2 separate regions of the Mus musculus genome follow, and region 2 is linked to region 1. Evidence: chromatin contacts called from ENCODE Hi-C or POLR2A ChIA-PET data. All regions are on one chromosome and are shown on one strand. Each heading gives the region's core, a stretch centred on a gene start or an enhancer-like site at or near the end of the contact. The rest is flanking DNA. Distances are from core to core; before and after follow the strand shown.

Region 1 (7,362 bases), core at 1,411-3,910:
AAAATTTGATTTGAGGTTTAGTTGTTTCAGTAAATTGTCTTTTTAAAGTCATGACTAAACAATAATATACAGTGAAATTTAACCACATTCAGGAAACACTGAGGAAACTCAGGCCTGTGGGGAAATCTGGCCTTTTGTTTAAGTATCTCACTTCGCATGTAGGCGAGAATTGAGATGTGAACATGAGCTCCTGAAGGAAAGGACCACGTTTCTGTGGCTGCTTCACTCTGGGCAGTAACACATCTGTCCAGGTAAACCCAGCCTTGCTGAACGTCAATCTCAGCACTTGGGAGGCAGAGGTGAGAGTTTGAGGCCAGTCTGATCTATAGAGCAAGTTCCAGGATAGCTTGGGCTACACTGAAAAAACACTGTCTTGAAAAACAAAACAAAACAAAACAAAACAAAACAAAACAAAACAAAACACCAAAAACCAAAAAAGAAAAAAAAAAACAGGAAAAGAAAAGAAAAAAATCAAAATAAAACAAAGCCAAAAACAAAGCAAAAAAAAAAACCACCCAGCAAAAAACCAAACCGCCTAGCCTCAAGACATGTGTGGTTGAATGTTTTTCACTTCTAGTCGCTAAGCAAGTGTGTGTTTTTACACAATGCCCTCTGTGGTGAGTGGCGGATTCCCCTGAGAGTTCACCAAATGATAGGCTTTCACAATGCTCCCGGGTGTCTACCAGACCCAGCAAAGTATTGATGTGGTTTTGGGGTGAAAGTCACTCTGTCTTGTGCAATAGTTAGAATCTGCTGAAACCAGCAGTGTTCCTATATGGGACAGGGGTCCAGAGCTAACCCGGAGGCTATAACTGAGCAGAGGTGAAGACCACGAGGCATTGGGGAGCGTATGCCCTTTGTGGTCAGAGAGATCTAGCTTCGTGCCTTGGGTCTGTGTCTCTCCCTCTTACTGGCTTCTGGCTTCTTCATTAAGTGGGAGACAACCACAGGTATCTGTATGGGAAGACTCGACTACCCCTTGACTCAACATTGCTTGTTACTTACTTTGTACAAGATACTACTTAGTCTAGGGGTTATGGAGCATAACCTCAAGTAGGTAAAGCCCCTGCTCCAGCGTGTTTGCATTCCAGTAAGAAGCGAAAGACAGTAACACACATACAAAATAAGTAAGAAAATGCAACAACAGCAACAACAACAACACACACACACAAAGTAAGCAAAACGCTAAGGGAAAGATAGAGAGTGATACAGCTTTGAGTTGCTGTAGTTCTTCTCTCTCCTTTGCTTCATACAGTTTGCTTGGGAAGTGTCCAGGGCCATGGGGTCACAACTAACAGCCCTTGGAAATGAGCTTGTGTCCTTAATCTTCATGACCTAACGTGATTTCTCTAGAAACATCAGTGCATTAACAGGAAGACAAGATGGAAGATCATATTTTGGCTCTCCTTCCTTGGTGGGTTGACACTGCTGGTCCTATCCACTAGTAAAAGCATGACTCTTAGGCTCTGTGTGGCCAGTGGAAGGTGGCAGTTGGAGGAAGCAGATGCTTGGCCAGCCTTTGCCTGGGAGCAGTCTAGCTCTGAGTGTCTTATTGGAGCAGCTGCTGGCATCCAGAGTTCTTTTTGGATTCACGATTTAATTCAAAAGCTTTGTGCTCCCGAGAATCAGCTCTGGTCTTTCAAAAATAAGATGTGAGTCCGCCGAGAGGCTCCCAAGGTATTGCCTTGCCAACTGCAAGCCTTTTAGGAGCAGTTTAGTGAGTGGTGACTGCTAGTTGCAGTTGGCTGTTAGCCCAGAGCTAATAATAGATAGAAAAGGTATATACTTAAGGAGTCTGGAAACTGAGGTTTATCTACTCACAGAAAATGAGTTTCTAAAAAACTAGCTTGAAACTTACCCAGAAAAATCTTAGAACATGGTTCTCCAATGTCAAGGTAAGTGTTCTGTGACACTGGGCTTGAATTATGTAGGGACCACAGATTTTAGAATTTGGACCCCTGAACTTGCTTCACACCCCACCAGGAACCTTCCTGTACAACAGCCCTCAGAATTCATCTACATGGTCTTTTCTCAGTATGGGATCCGGTCTAGCAAGTGGAGCACACCTTCTATTGCTTAAAGATTTGTTTATGTATATGGGTATTTTGGCTGCATGCATATTTGCACACCAAAAGAAGGCAGCGGATCCCATGGAATTACTGTGGGTGCTGGGAATTGAACTCAGGACCTCTGGAAGAATAGCCAGTGCTCTTAACCACTGAGCCATGCCTGCAGTCCATCTATTTTTTATTCTAGTACAGCCCCTCTTCATTCTTACTGAAATAGTAATGCCTGAACCACACAGCTTCACATTTAGTTACAAAGAAAGAGTGGGAGTATCATGTGACAATTAGTGTTGTTGACTCTCCAGGACAAACTTATGGGAAAGGGAGGTCTCCTGACCCCTGAACAATCATTTTACTTGAGGATAATTTTCATTGCACTCAGAAACATGCTGAATTATTGTCCTTACCCTTGCCCCATCTCTTGCTCTGGTAGAGAATGGCCAAAGCCTGGAAACAGGATGGCTTGACAGAAGCTCTACTTGGCTTCCCAGACCCAAGCTGGATTAAACCAGGTTCCCTAAGGAGTCTTAAGGCAGCTGCCAGGAGCAAGGGGCCCACTCATTGGCTATTGGCCTTGACTGGGTTGGCCAATGGTAAGCTGGGGTCTGCCTGTCCCCATGAGTACCAGACTAATGAGACCTGGCCACTTTCTCCTCATTTCTGTCTGTACGATTGTCAGTGGATCTGACGACACCAAAAGGTAAGAACAATTCTATATTCTCGGCTGGCTGGGTATGAATGCAGAATCCCACTTGGGCTGTGTTCAGATTTTGCTCTCTGCAGCAGTGTGAAGGTAGATGTTGAGAAAACTCAGGCCTTGGAAACATGGTTGGGGCAGATAAGCTTTGGGGCTTTTCTTTAACTCTTCAAAGCTCTAAGAAAGAAACAATAACCTTTCGGTCCACAAGCTTGAGCCTAACCGGAAGTTTGCCCTGTTCATTTGATGGCAGGATGCCCACTGCAAAAAGAACCTGGAGATAGTGAGGTAGGAGGGTCGATCCACAGATGAGACTCTGTTGGAAAGTGGGATCTGTTGCTTCTCGGCTTTAAGAGTTACAGTGACAGGAGAAGCAGGCAGAGAGGGCAGCCCGAGGAAGTCCAGTTGAGGTCAGACTGTAGGATCTGTCTCTATCACTTAGTTCTACTGAGCAGATATGCACGGAGCATGCGCTGTAGAACACTTTGTCAGGGCTGTGAGTGAAAACATGGGTGTGCTCGGAGGAGTTGGGGACATCTGTCTGCATAGAGACATTTTAGGGGATTGGGTGACACAAAGTGGTGAGAACCTGGAAAATAGTGGCAATCTGGACAGAAAGCCTCATTTTGAAAGATATTTTCTGACAGAGGCACTGCACCTGCTTTGTCGTTGTTAAACCTAATTCTTGCTCCATGAACACAGCATCGGAACCATGGAGGTAGAGGAGATGAAGGAGGGAGGGGTTTGGAAGTCAAGGCAGCCTCTTGTGTGTCATGATACGTAAGTCCCTCGTCTGAAGAAATTTTGTTTTTGAGACTGGGTGTCACTATATATTCCTGACTGGCTTGGAATTTATAAAGACCAGGCCATCACTGAACTCACAGGGATCCACCTGCCTCCCTGGCTCCCAAGTGCAGGGAGCAAGTGCATGCTGAGAATGGGTTCTGAATCAAGCCTCACAAGAGGAGCCACCTCACTCCCCCTGTGATGTCATTCAAAAGGATGGCAGAGAATTTGATCAGAGTCATTCTGTGGACAAGAGGGCAGGTGGAGCAGGCCAGAGGGGCGTGAGAGTGCATCTTGGTTCTTGGAGCAGTTTGGTTCCCAAGGCTTAGTGAGAAATCCTTGATGCCTCTCTCCCTGTGTTTCGAGGAATCTTACAAGGCACAGGGCTTGCTTCTAGCCTTGTGTGTGTGATCCTGTGTGCATGTGTATGTGGAAGCCAGAGGGGTCTCTCCATATGAGGTGTCTTTCTTAATCTCTGCCTTATTTTTTTGAGACAAGGTCTCTCAGAACCTGGAGCGTGACGAAGAAGGCCAGACTGAGGTCATTGATCTCTAGGGATATTCTTGTCTCTGTCATCCCCTACCCCAGTGTCAGGGTTAAAGGTGACAGCTTTTGACATGAATTCTAGGGATCTAAATTCAGGTCCTCATGCATCTGCAGAAAGCACTAATCAACACAGCCATCTCCCAAGCACTTAAAATTTTATTTGTGCAAGTGCGTGCGTGCTTGCGTGCATGCGTGTGTGTGTGTGTGTGTGTGTGTGTGTGTGTGTGTGTGTGTATTAGTGCTTTCTTGAGAGAGAATGTGCAAGCACACACAAGAGTCTAATGTGTGCAGACACGCTCATTCTATGGCAGGCACATGGAGGTGAGAGGGTAACTTTTGGGAGTCGTCCCTTTCCTCCTCTCTTGTTTCTTCTGCTCGTCCACCCACCGTCAGCCTCAGGAGACTGTGATCGCCACCGCATCTTGCTTTTTATGGGAGATCCAGGGGTTGAATTCAGGCTGTCATCCTTGCCCAGGAAGTGCGTTCTCCTTAGCCCTCATTTTTGTCATTTTCCAAGGAGGTTACAGAGATAAACATTCCAGCTGCTTGTCAACTCAGAGGACCGGTAGTCCCCATGTGCTCTGCTAAAGTCAGGAGGTGCTATCTTTTGGAAAGCAAAGGCTTCAATCAGGAGCTCGCCCTACAAGCTTCATGGAGGGATGCTCTGCTTTGCTGGTTTCTTGAGAGTGTACAAGTGTGTGCACACATATATACCGGACATGAGAATGCTACCGACTTTCCAAAGGCTGAGTGACACCTTCCAGATAATCTTAGGAGCTAGACAGAGGTGCCTGAGCTCCTGGCACAGCCATTTATGATTGGGTTGTGCCATTGTGAAATTACAAATATTAACTTAATTTTTATCTGGTTTTGCTTGTTTATTGTGTGCTTCTGAGGTTTGAGCTTAGGGCTTCATACACATTGGGCAAATGCCCCTCCACTGAGCTCTACCCTCGGGTACCACTTCATGAGTGAAGGTGAAAACAACCAACAGGCCAGGTGTCCAGCACACAGAGCGCTTCCATGAGGATGTAGGAAATGCACTCAGTCTTTCTGTTTCTACAAGCAAGGATGGGAGGTCCTGGAGTTGCTTTTGGCTCTGGCATTTCTCTGTGTTTTGTTGTCTTTACTGGCTGGGGGCGTTGACCTCTTCTCTCTCTCCTTGTAGCCTAATCTCTGCCAGTCCCAGAGGAAACTCCAGTCTTGAATTTCACAAGATTCTGGATGTTGGTGCTAAAATGCCAGCAGGTCAAAGAGGAATTTCACATCCCCTTCACTATACAGTGGTCCTGAAACATGCAGCCATCCCTCTGCATAACTCATGTGTGGTTTGCTAGGAAGGCCAGTGGGTCATTGGATGACATGTTCATTTTTTAAACATTTTGAGACAGGGTTTCTCTGTATAACAAATAGCAGAGCTCTCTCTATCGACCAGGCTGGCCTCAAAGTCACATCGATCAGCCTGCCTCTGCCTTCCAAGTGCTGGGATTAAAGGTGTGCACCACCACGCCTGGTCCTACCTGGTTGCTTCTTATTTTGGCAGAAATGACCAAACCTTTCCCTCTCCCAGATGTCTCAGCTGTCGGTCTTCCCCTTAAGGCTGTGTGAGTGAAGTGAAACTCAGCAGCTGTCCACAGTGGGTTGATACGTTAATATTTGTTTACTTTCCTTCTCTCACAAACGTGTACGGTATTTTGTAAGTTTGTAAACTACTCCGCACTTTCTGCCAACTGGGTCTTATGATATTATTGTGAAATCACATTTCTAGGCAAAGAGCATAAAGCCAGGGAGGCAAATAGGGGCAGAATGAGGAGGGGGCTGGCAAGCTAGGCCATTGGATTGACAGTCTCTGGTCTCTCACCCTTTCCCCATGGGGAAGGGTACTAAAAGGCAGGGTATGTGACGGTAGTATGTTTCTCTTCCCCGTCTGTGCCAGAGGTTATCTAGCCAGGACTCTACTTCCACGGGTTCTGTTGGATCTAGATTATCACTCAAGCACCCAGCAGCCCCAGTTCCTCACCCCTAAGTCAGAGCAGTCCTAAGTGACAGCCATTGCTCACTGGCTTACTCCAGACACCCCCCTAGGCATGGTTCATGGAGTCTGTCGCTTAGTCTTCCAACAAACACATAAAGGGCAAAACTGATTGTTTGTACCCGAGCATGCATCTTTTTGAGTAACCCCCCCCCCCAGTATTGTCTCCAAAACGGCTGTGGTTATTCAATGAGATGGTGGAACAAAGGCTTTCCAAATGCAAAGCATTATACTGGATCCTTGCTGTCTACCTCCAACACCTATCTACAATGTTTCTTTTGTAACATGCTCTAGCTGTAGATTCATCTCTTGCACTTGGTTCCATTCAGTAGTGTTTCCTTATAGAAACAGAAGTCTTTCAAAGTCAGAGTGCAACATTTGCTTTGTCTACATAAAGAACAGAAACAATGTGGAATATTTTTTTTTTTAAAAAAGAGGCATTCTGTGTTGTCCTTCATGGGTATCCAGACCTGACTTTACATCCAGAACTCGGTGAAAGAGAAGCCTTCAGTGAGATCTGTCCTTATCAGCCAAAGGCTTAGGGGCTGGAGAGAGAGCTCAGCAGCTAACAGTATCTGCAGAGGAAATTTCACAAAGAACCTGGTTCACAACTGTCTTTAACTTAGTTCCAGGGGATCCAATGCCTTCTGCCCTCCGTGGGTACCTGTACATAGGTGTATACCCCCATGAATATTCAAATAATTAAAAAATAAAAATAAATCTTTAAAAAGAACAGCTAAGGGTGTGCAGCGCTTAGTACTTCAGTCCCATGGCACTCGGGGAATCCCAGAACAACCATACCTGTAAGTAGAGAAAAGCATTAAGGACATGGAGGCGTGGGGGAAGAATGTGTTTTTAGATGAGAAAGATTATTGGTTTTTCAGTAGAGAGAGAGAACTGAAAACTCTAGAGTTCTGTCTCTTCCTTCCTCCCCAGCATTAGGGATCTGTTTTGAGCTACCCTTTGTCTTTGGGGCCCTCCTTACCTGCCTCCATTTCAAGCATTTTGGTGTCTTTCTTATTTCCCCATGGAAAAGATTGGTGCTTCTTAGATTCTTGAGTTGAAGTTTTCAGGAATATGATTGCTGGAGCTGTAAGAAGGGCAGAGTTGACATAAGACACACAATATTAAAAGTCTCAGAGCAATGGCGGGCAAGATGACTCAGTGAGTAAAGATGCTGAACCTAATGGCCTGAGTTCATTCCCCAGGACACAGTTGGTAGAAGGAGAGAACTG
Region 2 (7,362 bases), core at 3,248-5,747, 280 kb after region 1:
GTAGATTAAAAAAAATTATTATTAAGCACTCTGCTATACAGAAGGGCGCGATGCACTGGCCTCTGCGTTGTGAGCTCAGGTCTCAAATTAAACTTAATTTGTGCCAATGGGGATTGCATCAGCTGGGTAAATGCACACACACACACACACACACACACACACACACACACACACACACACCTGGTGTCTTACTTTTGGTATCCTTGTTTTTCATCAGAATGTTTATTGTGGCAACAACTGCAAGTTGCCTGCCCAAGACTCACTCTGGATGTTGGATTAACTGTGCTGAACACTTCTCTTAGCTTCAGGTGACTTTCTAGGAACTTCTCCAGCCACCAGACTCCCCTTGGCCAGTGGCTAGCATTTCTAACAGCTTCCAGCACACTGTGGAAGTTGGGTAAATCGGTTGACTTAGCTGAGACTTGACTGCCTTAATTTAGAGACAAGAGTGCTGATTGGAAGAGTTAACAGTTTGAGGAAATATCCCGAGAACTTAGAAGTTCTTTCCAATGTTACTATTCAGTGGTTCTAGCTTTAATTTCCCTCCCCTTCAACGCTTCTACTACAAACCCAGTGACTGGACATCTGCAGGAGAGCAGCAGACTCTCTGACACCGAAGGAGTCAGTGCCTGGTTCCAGGCACCTCTACATCCATCCTCGGAAGCTTTCTCTTCAAAAGACAAAAAGTTGACCTCATCCAACTGTCTGTCCTCCAACTTGTCAGGGTTCTAGGTCTAAAACTCTCTAAACTATGCACGGTTGCAGTCAGGGTTACAGCAGGTTTCCCCATCTATCGTAACTCCTCTTTGAATGGACTGGACAAATCAAGGCCAAGAGAAAGCAAATAACTCACACAAGGTCACAAAATCAGACAGCAGTCCTGACTCCAGACCCACAGCTCTTTCTGTTGAGCCTGATACCTGGTACCAAATGTTTATGATGTTGCAGTGTTCTTGTGCATAGAGACAACCTTTTGGCATTACATTTTCTGTGGAAAGGCTTCAGGCTATGTCTTCCCTCCAGAGAGGGTTAGCATGGCCCCTAAGCAAAGATGACATACAAACTGAAGATTAGTTTCAAATTTAGAGATAGATTTTGGACTATACTCCTCTTTGTCTTTAAACTATTTATACTGAACATTGTGTGCTTGTTAATGTAATTGCTTTGTTAAATACAATACTGAAGGCTGAGCCCTGGTCATAACAGAGCCTGGGGGATCACTTGCAACACATTCTTTCATCTAGAGGAGCTGTTGCCTCAGTGTACCGTGGTCAACCACTTACTGAAAGGATACTGATTCATAGTGTCCTTGGAGACTGAAATGGGAACAACCAGTGGTGAGATGGAAGGCACACACATTTAATTAGCAAATATTATGTTCTAGACTCTTCACTGCCCGGCACACTAGTTAAAGCAGTCATACTCATTCAAACCCAACTACGACCAATGCCAAATGATGAACCTCAGGCAGTTTATCTAACCTCTCAGTTACATAGGGATGTCTGTACGATGAAACTGATGCCATTCCTTACCTGTAAAGGTCACTATGGTAATGAAATAAAGTACTATGTATAAAGAATCAGGGGCAGAGCCCAGGACTGTTGCTTAGTGACTGCTGTGATGCTGCAAGTTAGTATATGAATAAATGTAAATATACAGTCACACAAAACGATGACACATTTTACCATAATGAAAAGATTCACATCAACTATCACAGAATAGCTATGTAACAGGCATAAAGGGATTCAAGCCAAACCAACAAGGAATGAACATGGGTTCTGTGTTCTTAGTATCCCGTTATTTACCGACTGAGGTTAATCAACATTTCTCAGAGCATCCTTCACGCAGAGTGAGGAACACTGGAGGACTGTGGTACCAGACAGCAAAATTGGTTTCCAAGCCCTTTTTATTTTTATTTTTAAGCTACATTCTTGATCCCAACTACCCCTTCTTATAGAGTATGCCACAGCATGTATGTAACTCTTACATACTCTTAGCAGGTACTTCTCTCCTTCTACCTGGTGGGTCCCTGGGTTGGAACTCAGTTGTCAGGCACAGTGGCAAAAGCCTCTATCACTGAGCAATCTTGCCATCCTGGCCTGTCTTAACTTCCGATTGCAGGGTTTTCAGGCAACCTGTATGTAATTCACACCATTTGAAGGGTCTGTAGTCCCAACAAGACTTTGTGGAACAGTCAGGAAACGGTTTTCTTTCTGTTTGTATGTCTTAAGACAGGCTGACCTTGAACTCCTTATGTGGCTGAGGATGATCTTGAACTCAGTCCTCCTGCCTCTGACCCCCCAGTGCTGGGATTAAGTCCTCCTGCCTCTGAGTCCCCCCGGTGCTGGGATTACAAGGGCATGCCACAATGCCCGTCTTAGAGATGTGCACGATGTTTAAGAGGCATTGCCTCATTTTTGTTACGAATTTGTTTTTGTTTTGAGACAGGGTTTCTCTGTGTAGCCCTGACTGTCCTGAAACTCACTTTGTAGACCAGGCTTGTCTTAAAACTCAGAGGTCCTCCTGCTTCTAGAAGCATTGTTTCCGATGCTTGGCATGCATGTTTATGGACACAAGTTTGTAACATACAAGGGTTCATCTGTGAGGGACTAAACTAAACTTTATTGCCTCAAGAACAAGATGGGCTACATAAATTGTGCCCATCCATATAACAGAATATATTCAACCTGAGACTCTAGAATAATATTAATGACCTAGAAGAATATTTACAATATGTTATCCTTTATAAAACTCATCAAAATGTCCTGTGATATACATCTTAATGCTAATAACAGTCATCTTGGGTAGTGATGTTGAAGTTTTTCTTTATTTTGTAACTTTTCTGAAATAAACACATCATGAATTTTTGAAGGAAATACAACTTGTTAAAAACTACAAGTCTGGCCCCTATTAAGCAGCGTGAGAAAGGCCCTAAGTTCCTACTGCCCATCAGAAGACAAGGTGCCAACCGTGTGCCCTTGGGAGCAAGCAGCATGACGTACACTGGGTCCCACCATAAACACCTGCCTGGAGAAAGATGTGGCCCTGGGCTGCTCAGCTACTGCAGCCGAACTGGCAACTTTTGAGATGGAATCAACTACCCTCTTGCTTGTCACCCTTTTCTGAGCCTTGGTTGCTCTCAACACCTCCAGTAGGCTTGGAGGCAGTAAGGGAGAAAGCAGAGGTCAGCAGAGCAATACATCATACTGCCAGCCTCAGGACACAGTGACACATGTAGCCTCAGCCAGGACAGGCCCTGAGCCCAGTTCCATCTGGTGACCTCCTTCCATGCAGGGTGGAGCCTGTCTCTACCTCCCAAGCCATCTGCACACTTAGCCTCTGTCCTGACTCTCCCTGTGCAAGGTCAGCCCCACAGGGCCATCTTTAACCCTTTCCCCAGAGCCTGATCCAGTCCTTGCTTATCCTAGTAGATAGACCTACCTTCTACCCCTACTCCCTGCACAATCACTTTTACCATTTCTCATGTCCCCTTCATAGCAAGTTCTCTGGGAACTTTTTATTCCTTGCCTCCCTTGAGCCAGCATCCCTTGTTTAAACTTCGCTCCTTTTTTGGCCCCATTTTGTAGTCTCCCTGATTGGTCTGAATGCCTTCCCAATTTGGTTAGCGAGTTTGCCTTCTTAGGCTCCTGCTCTGTTTTATTTATTGTCGAATATTTCCAATGCTCTGAATCAAAGTGAATAAGAAGAGTTATTTTATTGTTAAAGATGTAAACAGTCTACAGGTTCATATATGCAGGCAGTGTTGCCTCAGATGTTTTTCTGCTGCTCTTCTGTAACGGACTTGGAAGGAGTCCTGTCTCACTGCCTGGCTGATGCAACAGCTACTACCTTTGTGCACAGGTGGCTGCTCTTTTAAGTGGTTCTCACAATGTGGAACTCAATACGTTATTGTGACCTGATATACATCCAGTTACAAGCACTTTGTGTAGGGCTTGACACATCAATATCCTTGAAATAGAAGAAATGAATGGGTTAGAATGGCTCATCATCAACTCTGCTGTTTATAGGGTAAGGTAAGTCTGAGGTTCCATATTGGTAGGGTGAATATGATTTATGAGATCTCAGATGATGTGTATCAATTGGGGGGGGGGTTTCAGGTACAAGATAGGCAGACGGAGACTACATTATGGTTCTACCTACTAACAAGTGTACATCTTCCCATCCCTTATTTCTCCTTGGCTCCCTAAGGCATAGTGGTTACCATAGCAGCCAGGTGCTGATGATGCCTCCAGGGTACAGCAAGGTAAAATTGAGCCAGCTCTTAAGTCCTTACTTTGCCATGCTGTTGCAGGCCAAGGTGAAATGGTCTGAAGTCTAGCCTTTTGTCAGGCCCCCAAACTATCTTGGATCATTTAGCCTCCTAAACCTTGCTTCTGTAGACTGCAATCAGGGCTCTGGAATACCCTTCCAGAGACTCTCCTCCCCAGGTTGTGTCTCCTGGCACTCTGCCTGGTTGCCTTGGAGATAGGTTCCACTGCGGACAAAGGAGGGAGCTGGGTCCTGCTTCCTCCTGATCCTGCCGATGAGGATTTTTAGACCGTGGAGACTGCGCTGCCCTGCCTTACACTTACCCTCTTTCCCCACGTTCTCTATAAAGTGTAGTTTGCCTCCTCTTCCCACTGACGAAGACATGTGTAAGAGTGTGACCACAGGTGAGTGGAAGAAGGTCTTCTACGAGAAGATGGAGGAGGTGAAGCCAGCGGACAGCTGGGACTTCATCATAGACCCCAACCTCAAGCACAATGTGTTGGCCCCTGGCTGGAAGCAGTACCTGGAACTTCATGCCTCAGGCAGGTGAGTAGCCCAGCAATAAGGAGCCCGAAGGTAGCCTCTGGAACCTTACTTAGCCTGGGGCATCTTCTACGGAGAGAGGACAAACAGAACCCATGCTTGCTGGGTCTCACTGTTAGGCCAAGGTAAACTAGAAGACAGGTAGTCCCTCAAAGGAGGTGGGGACCCTCAGTGTGAGTCTAGGCTTTCTGCTGATTGCAGGAGAACTTCTCTTCTTGTGGCTTCTCCACTTGGCAAATAAAGAGGTGGATCATACTTATGAGTTTCTGACTCTTGACAGCTTACACATTTTTAGATTTCAATGATGTCTTTAAGAGTAGCTGTGAACTGAGAGAAGAGGGGCTTAGGTTCACCAGGGCTCAAGGGAATCTGTGCTCTTGTATTGGGGATGTTTACTGGTTAATTCTGGTTAATTCAGCCCCATTTGGTTTAAAACAGTGAACACACGAGTCATGTTAGAAACTAACTCTGCGGTGTCTCCATGACACTTGAGCAATCCACCCCCCTCTCTGGGTTATGCTTTCTCCACTTGCTGAATGAAGGGCTATCCTAGAGCTTCACCTTCTGCTCCAGGCATGAATGATGGTGACAATTATCTAGAATTTGTTATGGCTGCTGAGTATTGGACCCTTTCCAGATTCAGCTAAGTACCCAAATTTTAGAAGGCTCCCACGTGATTTGTAGGTACAAAGATACCCGAGAATAGCTACATTCTAGTCCGTGGGTCCGGTCGATGGGTTTATTTTAAGTCTTTACTTTGGGGGCCTGAGTGAGGGCAGAAAGGTAGTACAGGTGTCTGGGTTAAAAGCGAAGGCCTCCCTGCTTAGCTTGGCTCATTCTCAAGTCGTCTCCTGCCAGCATTGCTGGACGCTGATTCTGACTCTCAGTAAATAAATGTGTGTACACCAAGGGCTCTTATGCTGTGTCTTGAACCAAAATGAACGATAGGTGATTTCTGTGGCCCCTACAGTTCTGACATGGCCTGAGTGAGGGAAATAGCTGCTAAATATGTGAATAAACCCAATGGCTAAAATGAAAACATGGGGCGCCTGGATCAGATGGTAGGAGGGTGCTGCTTCCCAGAGGTTCTTGTAGGGTAGGGTGGGAAGGATTTGTGGCTAACTTGGACTTGGTCACTGACTTGTGAATCCCTGCTGGCCTTAGTCAGTGGGAGATTCTGGCCCCTGGGGGAAGGTGGGTCATGTTGTTCTCACAGTGCCTCCACTTCCAGGACGTGGGAATGCATTAGCTCTGGGCCAGTGCTAGCCTGTTCAGTGTTGACAGGCTTCTGTATCTATTAGCCTGCAAAATTCAGATTTGCTATTGGACTTCCACACAGTATAGGCAGAGAGGGCTCACTTAATGTACCCAGAGCATTTTATAGATGAAGAATGAATTCATCAGAATTGGGATGAGGGACAAGGCCTGAAGGAACCAGGCTGAAGGGAGACTCGGACTCTGGAAAGCAACTAGGGAGCAAACCATTACTAGATGCCCGATGGCAAGTCTGGGAGACTGCTCTTGTCCCTTGGGCACTCACATAGAGCAAGGAGGATGGCGTCCTGGGGAAACTAATGGACCCTGGGGACTGTCAACACACCGCCCTACCTCCGGGCTCTGTTTTTGTCAGCATCCACATCTCCTCACCCTTTCCTGGCCTGTTTCCTCCCTCCACATGACCCTCTCTTCTTTTTCTTTCCACCGCTGGCAGGTTCCACTGTTCCTGGTGCTGGCACACCTGGCAGTCACCCCATGTAGTCATCCTCTTCCACATGTACCTGGACAAGGCTCAGCGCGCTGGTTCGGTGCGCATGCGTGTGTTCAAGCAGCTCTGCTACGAGTGCGGTACAGCACGGCTGGATGAGTCCAGCATGCTGGAGGAGAACATCGAAAGCCTGGTGGACAACCTCATCACCAGTTTGCGAGAGCAGTGCTACGGGGAGCGTGGTGGCCACTACCGCATCCATGTGGCCAGCCGGCAGGACAACCGGCGACACCGCGGAGAGTTCTGCGAGGCCTGCCAGGAAGGCATCGTGCACTGGAAGCCCAGTGAGAAGCTGCTGGAGGAGGAGGCGACCACCTACACCTTCTCCCGTGCTCCCAGCCCCACCAAACCGCAGGCTGAAACAGGCTCAGGCTGCAACTTCTGCTCCATTCCCTGGTGCTTATTTTGGGCCACGGTTTTGATGCTCATCATCTACCTGCAATTCTCCTTCCGTACTTCTGTCTAAGCTTGGGGTGGGGAGTCAGTTGGTGGGAAGGGGTGAGGTGAGACCTGGCTTGGGAATGGGTCACATTTTAATGTGATGCAGTTATTGATTTGGTGGGAACTCTGAATATTTATCCATTTTTCCCCCTATCTGTAGAATTAAGTGTCTGGGCTGGATGGTTGATTTCTCAAAAGAAATCCAGGGTTCCGAAGTCCTTCTAGGTACCTCAGGAATGTATGATTTGGGAAGTAGTCAATGAGTGAGTTGCTTTCTCCTAACCCAATATCGGCCCCCACCCTCAACTTCTGCCTTTTCCCTTGCTGTAATCAGAAGAGAACTA

What was found. Hi-C counts contacts between places; a loop is a spot of excess contacts on that map. ChIA-PET counts read pairs that join two places held with the same protein, here RNA polymerase II (POLR2A).
Region 2: a map of CH12.LX shows a loop between it and region 1 (2.5-fold over the local background). The contact joins the promoter of Rtp1 here to the promoter of Adipoq in region 1. A Hi-C loop is called at or near these places in 1 of 37 maps with a recorded cell type or tissue (CH12.LX). POLR2A ChIA-PET finds 5 or more read pairs at or near these places in 1 of 5 experiments (Patski).

What each region holds. Positions count from the first base shown.
Region 1 is chr16:23,143,876-23,151,237 of GRCm38, forward strand. It overlaps Adipoq (adiponectin, C1Q and collagen domain containing), which reads left to right and starts at 2,661. Exons shown (of 3, transcript NM_009605.5): 1 at 2,661-2,766. RefSeq lists an enhancer at 512-674.
Region 2 is chr16:23,424,636-23,431,997 of GRCm38, forward strand. Rtp1 (receptor transporter protein 1) reads left to right here and starts at 4,498. Exons shown (of 2, transcript NM_001004151.2): 1 at 4,498-4,815; 2 at 6,524-7,362. The coding sequence starts at 4,544. The coding sequence ends at 7,043.